Regions from separate parts of the Homo sapiens genome. Here region 2 is linked to region 1. Evidence: read pairs that join two places in POLR2A ChIA-PET (ENCODE). Cell type or tissue: GM12878. All regions are shown on one strand. Links, peaks and the distances in the headings refer to the core of each region. The heading gives the core; the rest is flanking DNA.

Evidence for each region. Peaks named below come from ENCODE experiments on the same cell type or tissue, not always from the same donor. Only the 100,000 strongest peaks of a DNase experiment are listed, where the experiment ranks them.
Region 2: POLR2A ChIA-PET joins it to region 1 with 5 read pairs; 2 of 35 experiments call an interaction of 5 or more read pairs at or near these places.

What each region holds. Positions count from the first base shown.
Region 1 is chr4:123,291,663-123,294,470 of GRCh38, reverse strand. All of the region lies in intron 15 of AFG2A (AAA ATPase AFG2A), which reads right to left. Among named protein-coding and RNA genes, the nearest start is that of SPRY1, 100 kb to the left of the region's middle. In GM12878, for the core only: no CTCF peak of the experiment used is centred there; no DNase peak of the experiment used is centred there.
Region 2 is chr4:123,132,615-123,135,422 of GRCh38, reverse strand. The region is part of intron 14 of AFG2A (AAA ATPase AFG2A); the gene reads right to left. Among named protein-coding and RNA genes, the nearest start is that of AFG2A, 210 kb to the right of the region's middle. In GM12878, for the core only: no CTCF peak of the experiment used is centred there; a DNase peak (open chromatin) is centred at 1,595.

The DNA of each region.
Region 1 (2,808 bases), core at 138-2,637:
CTAGATGGGGTTAACTAATGGGTAAAGATAGGTTTGGAAGGGATTCTTTGATGGTTGTACTTTGTCCTTGGCCTCATCCTAAGGATAAACACATTAGATAAAAACTTAATGGTGAGACTGTTCATGTGCCCAGCACATTACTTCCATAGCTGGCATCTGAGAACTATATTCAGTGAGTTCTCACTCACTGAGCCACACTAGGGCTATTTAAAACCAAAGAAATCTTACAGAGTTTATGTCGCTCCCCTGCCACCCTCATCAGAGCTGGTGCTTGCACTTGCTTTTGGGAGACCAGAGGAAGTTCAGTTCAGCTCCACGCAACATCACTCCCCTCTGAAGCTAAGAGCAGAGCCCAAGCCACTGCACATCCTGCAGACCTGTCCACAGCCTGTGGCATCAGAAAACTTCTCCAGCTTGCTGATAAGAGACACGGGTGACCAATTCTCCTCAGAAGGAAGAACCAAAGTTATAGGTGAATAATCATAGCCCAAATGGAGTGTTAAGGGGAGAGTGCTAGAGCCTATCACAGAGTTCACTGGGAGAATCTATGATACAGCCACAAAATAAAGTGTGCTTTATTTTACAAGAAGCTGGCAGAGGTCAAACCCCCAGAGGCTCAGTAATCTTTGGAAAGGGTAGGTGGGAGTGCTCTCAGCATCTCTAGGTCTTGTGGCAGACTGCTGGCATCTGAACTCAGGCAGAGTGTCTCTGCCCTTGTAAGCACAAGTACAGGAGTGGATTGCGATTTGGGGACTTCTTGAGGGCACTGCCTTGTCTGCATAGTGTCCCTTCCCTCTTGCCCTAGGCCTGAGCTGTAGTAGCGGCTGCCATATTCGTGCACATAGGTTGTGGGACTTTGTTCTGCTCAGGATCCTTCAACCCTTGTATCTTCACATCACTGGATCCCTTGTAGACATTCCCCAGCACCAGCCTGGATTGTGGCAGCCCCCACAGGGTGGCTATACCTAGAGAAGCAGCAGTATTTACAGTAGTCTTGCCCTAAGGGACTGTCACTCCTAGGGGAAGGGAAAGGGTACCATATCAAGGGAGCACCCTGTGGGACAAAATTAATTAGAGTGCAGCCTTTGAGTCCTAGAACTTTCTGCTTGTGGGAAGTTTCTTTCAGCAGAGGCACAGATGCAGTGCTGGGCTAAGTGGTAGAAAGACTGTCATTCTACCCCAGCAGTTGGGCAGCCCCAGTGCTCGTGAAGGGACCTGGAGAAGGGGACTTCTACCCTTTGCCTATCACTGCAGACGTGGCTGGGACTCCTCCACAGGAGCTTGGCTTGGGTGCACCTATGGATGGCCTTTCTGGAGCACTTTGGGGTAGGTTCACAATCCCTCTCTACATGAATGTCAGCATTTCTGCAGATCCACAGAAGTGCCTCGTCTGATCTGAATATCCAGAACATTGCGACATGAGTGTGACAGGGAGGCAGATTGCTTTCGTGCTGGTCTGGAAGAGGAGCTGAGGTGGCTCCCTCCCTTTCTCCTGCAAAGACCTCAGTGCCTTTCAAGGAGAGCTCCCCCAGTTGCTTCTGTCAAGGCTGGGACTTCTGTCCACCACTGGGGTATTGCATATATCCATCTGCTTAAGCTGCAGCTGTTTTTACCTGTGGGTACCTCCTACTGGCCCAAAAGCTGAACTGTTCAACTCAGTGAAAAATATTATGGGAAAAAAACTGAAAAGTACACACCACCGGAGAATGATGTAAGCTTCATGGGACCTCTGCCATTCCAGCCCCACGAGACAGTGAACCTGTTCACACACCCAGCACACTGGTACTACAACCAGCATATGAGAAAGCCACTGTGCAAAGATGTTTTATAACCAAGGAACTTGGAAAGTCTTTGCCACTGAAAGCACTCAGAGCCTAAGCTAGGTGACTATACCGCAAACATTAAAGTCACATTCTCAAGGGGAATTTTTTTTAACCCAGTAGAATAAAAAATAAATTCAAAAATAGTAAGAAAAAGTAGTCTACCCAAATGATAAGGAACCAGAAAAATAATTCTGCAATATAAAAAGCACAGTTCTACAACACCCTCCAAAGATCTCACTAACCTCCCAGCAATAGATCCAAACCAAAACAAAATCTTTGAAATGCCAGATAAAAAAATTCAAAATGCTGACTATTAAGTTGCTCGATGAGATCCAAGAGAAAATTGAAAACCAACATAAAGAAATCACAATAACAATTTAGAATATGAATGGAAAGTTTTCTAAAGAGACATATTTTGAAGAAAAACCAGAACTTCTAAAAATGAAGACATATTTTGGGAATTACAAAATGCAATGCAAAGTTTTAAAAACAGACTAGATCAAGTAGAAGAAAGGATGTCAGAGCTTGAAGAGAATGCTTTTGAATCAACCAAATCAGAAAAAGATAATGAAACAAGAATTAAAAGAAATGAACAAAGTCTCCAAGAAATATGAGATTATATAAAACGTCCAAACCTAAGAATCATAAGTGTTCCTGAGAGAAAAGAAAAGCAAATCATTCAGAAAACCTATCTGAGAGAATAATTGAGGGAAACTTCCCTGGTCTTGCTAGAGACTTAGACATCCAAATACAAGAAGCTCAAAGAACTCCTAGGAGATTCATTGCAAAATGGACATCAGCAAGGCATATATTCATCAGGCTATCTAACGTCAATGTGAATGAAGGAATTCTAAGAGTAGTGAGACAAAAGCATCAGATAACTTGAAAGGAAAGATAAAGGAAAACCTGTCAGAGTAACAGGAGATTTCTCAGCAGAAACCTTATAAGCCAGAAAAGATTGGTGTCCTATCTTTAATCTTCTCAA
Region 2 (2,808 bases), core at 82-2,581, 160 kb after region 1:
TGTCTAATTGCTCTGGCTAGGACTTCCAGAACTATGTTCAAAAGAAATGGTGAGAATAGGTAAGCATCTTGTATTGTTCATGATATTAGAAAAAAAGCCTTTAGCTCTTCAGTATTGAGTATGCTGTTAGCTGCAGACTTGCCATATATGGCCTCTACTGTGTGGAGGAACATTCCTTCTGTACCTAATTTGTTAGATTTTTAATCATGACAGGATGCTGAATGTTGTTAAAGGCTTTTTCTGCATCTATTGAAATGATCATGTAGTTTTTGTCCTTCATTCTGTTAATATGGTAAGTCACATTTATTGATTTGCTTATGTTGAAGCAATCTACATTCCAGGAATAAATCCCACTTGATCTACTGGTAAATGATCCTTATAATGTACTATTGACTATGGTTTGCTAGTATTTTGTTGAGAATTTTTACATCAATGATCATCAGGAATACTGGCCTATAGTTTTGTTTTGTAATGTCTTTGTCTGGCTTTGGTAAGAGGGTGATTCTGGCCTCATAAAATGAGTCTGGAGGTATTCCCTCCTCTTCAATTTTTCAGAAGAGTTTGAGGAGGATTAGTATTAGCCCTTCTTTAAACGTGTGGTAGAATTCAGCCATAAAGTCATGTGGTTCTGGGCTTTCCACTGATGACAGACTTCTACTTACTGAGTCAATCTCCTTACTAATTATTGGTCTGTTCAGATTTCCAATCTCTTGATTCAGTTTTGTTATGTTAAATGTTTCTATCCATTTTTCTAGGTTACATGATTTGTTGACATATAATTGTTCATAGTAGTTTCTTATGATCCTTTGCAAAAAAAAAAAAAAAAATCCTAAAATTCATATGGAATCACAAAGGCCCAGAATAGTCAAAATAATCTTGACCAAAAAGAACAAAGCTGGAAGCATCACACAAACAGATTATAAAATATACTGCAAAGCCATACCTAGCATCAAAACAGACACATCAACGAATGGAATAGGACAGAGAGAGCAGAAATAAATCCACATGTCTATAGTCAATTGATTTTTGATGATGATGCCAAGAACATACAATGGGGAAAGGACAGTCTCTACAATAAGTGATGACGAGCAAACTGAATATCCACATATAGAATAAAAATGGACCCTTTTCTCACCCCTTATACATGAATCAAGTCAAAATAAATTGAAGACTTAAGCAGAAGACCTGAAAATAAAACTACTAGAAGAAAACCTAAGAGAAAAAGCTCCACAGACAGAGATTTCTTGGATATAACCTCAAAAGCACAGGCAATGAAAGCAAAAATAAACCAATGGAACTGCATTAAACTAAAAAGCTTCTGCACACCAAAGAAACAATAGAGTGAAGAGAAAAACCCCAGATTGGGAGAAACATATGCAAATCATACATCTAATAAAGAGCTAATATCTAAAATATACAAGGAACTCAAACTACTCAATATCAAGAGAACACATAACCCTATTAAAAACTGGAAAGAACTTCAATACACATTTCTCAAAAGATACACAAAAGTCCAACAAATACAAGTGCTCAATATCTCTAATAATGAGAAATGCAAATTAAAACCACAATGAGATGTCACCTCACATCTGTCAGACTGGCCATCAGAAAGATGAAAGACAGTAAGTTTTGGCAAGGATGTGAAAACTAGGGAATCCTTATCCACCGTTAGTGACACTGTAAATTAGTAAAGCCATTTAAGAAAACAATATAAAGTGATATTGTAAATTAGTATAGCCATTTAAGAAAACAATGTCTAGGTTACCCAAAGAAGTAAAAACAGAATGACCATATGATTCAGCAATCCCACTACTGGGTATTGTAAAAGGTATCAGAATCAAAATGAAGTCACCTGTGTCAAACTCAAACAAAAAATATATATAAATAAAGCTAGGAGTTTACAAAGGGAGGCCACACACACACACACACACACGCACACGCCTATGATAGGAACTATAACAGACACTGTATGAAGGACTCTTAGGCACATATGCCTGTAACCACAACGTTCTAAACTGCAGATTGTTACAGGAGTCACAAGGACAGCTAGCCAGATGCACAAGAACACTTGCCTGACACAGTTTCCACTAAAGAACTGGTGTCAGCTCCTGTGATAAGCCCCGTAACCAATGTTGTCATTGTTTCAAAATAAACTACTACTTTTCTCCTTTACCTTTAAAAGCATCCCCTTGCCTGAACCTCTTTGGATATGCCTGTGGTCCCCATAGGCTGCATATCCCAGAACTGCAAATCCTCTATGCAGTCTCGAACAAACCCATTATCTTCGGAGAACCTCTCTGCCTGCTATTTAGGTTGGCAATGTATACACAAAGGATTGAAATCGGCTGGGCGCAGTGGCTCACGCCTGTAATCCCAGCACTTTGGGAGGCCTAGGCGGGCGGATCATGAGGTCAGGAGATCGAGACCATCCTGGCTAACACGGTGAAACCCCGTCTCTACTAAAACTACAAAAAATTAGCCGGGCGTGGTGGTGGGCGCCTGTAGTCCCAGCTACCGGGGAGGCTGAGGCAGGAGAATGGCGTGAACCCAGGAGGCGGGGCTTGCAGTGAGCCAAGATCGCACCACTGCACTTCAGCCTGGGCGACAGAGCGAGACTCCGTCTCAAAAAAAAAAAAAAAAAAGGATTGAAATCATTATGCGGAAGAGATGCGGAAGAGATGCCTTCACTTCCATGTTCATTGAAGCATTATTCACAATAGCCAAGCTATGGAAACAACCTGTGTCCATTGACAGAGAATGAATAAAGAAAATGTGATGTGTGTGTACACATGCAAATATATATGCACA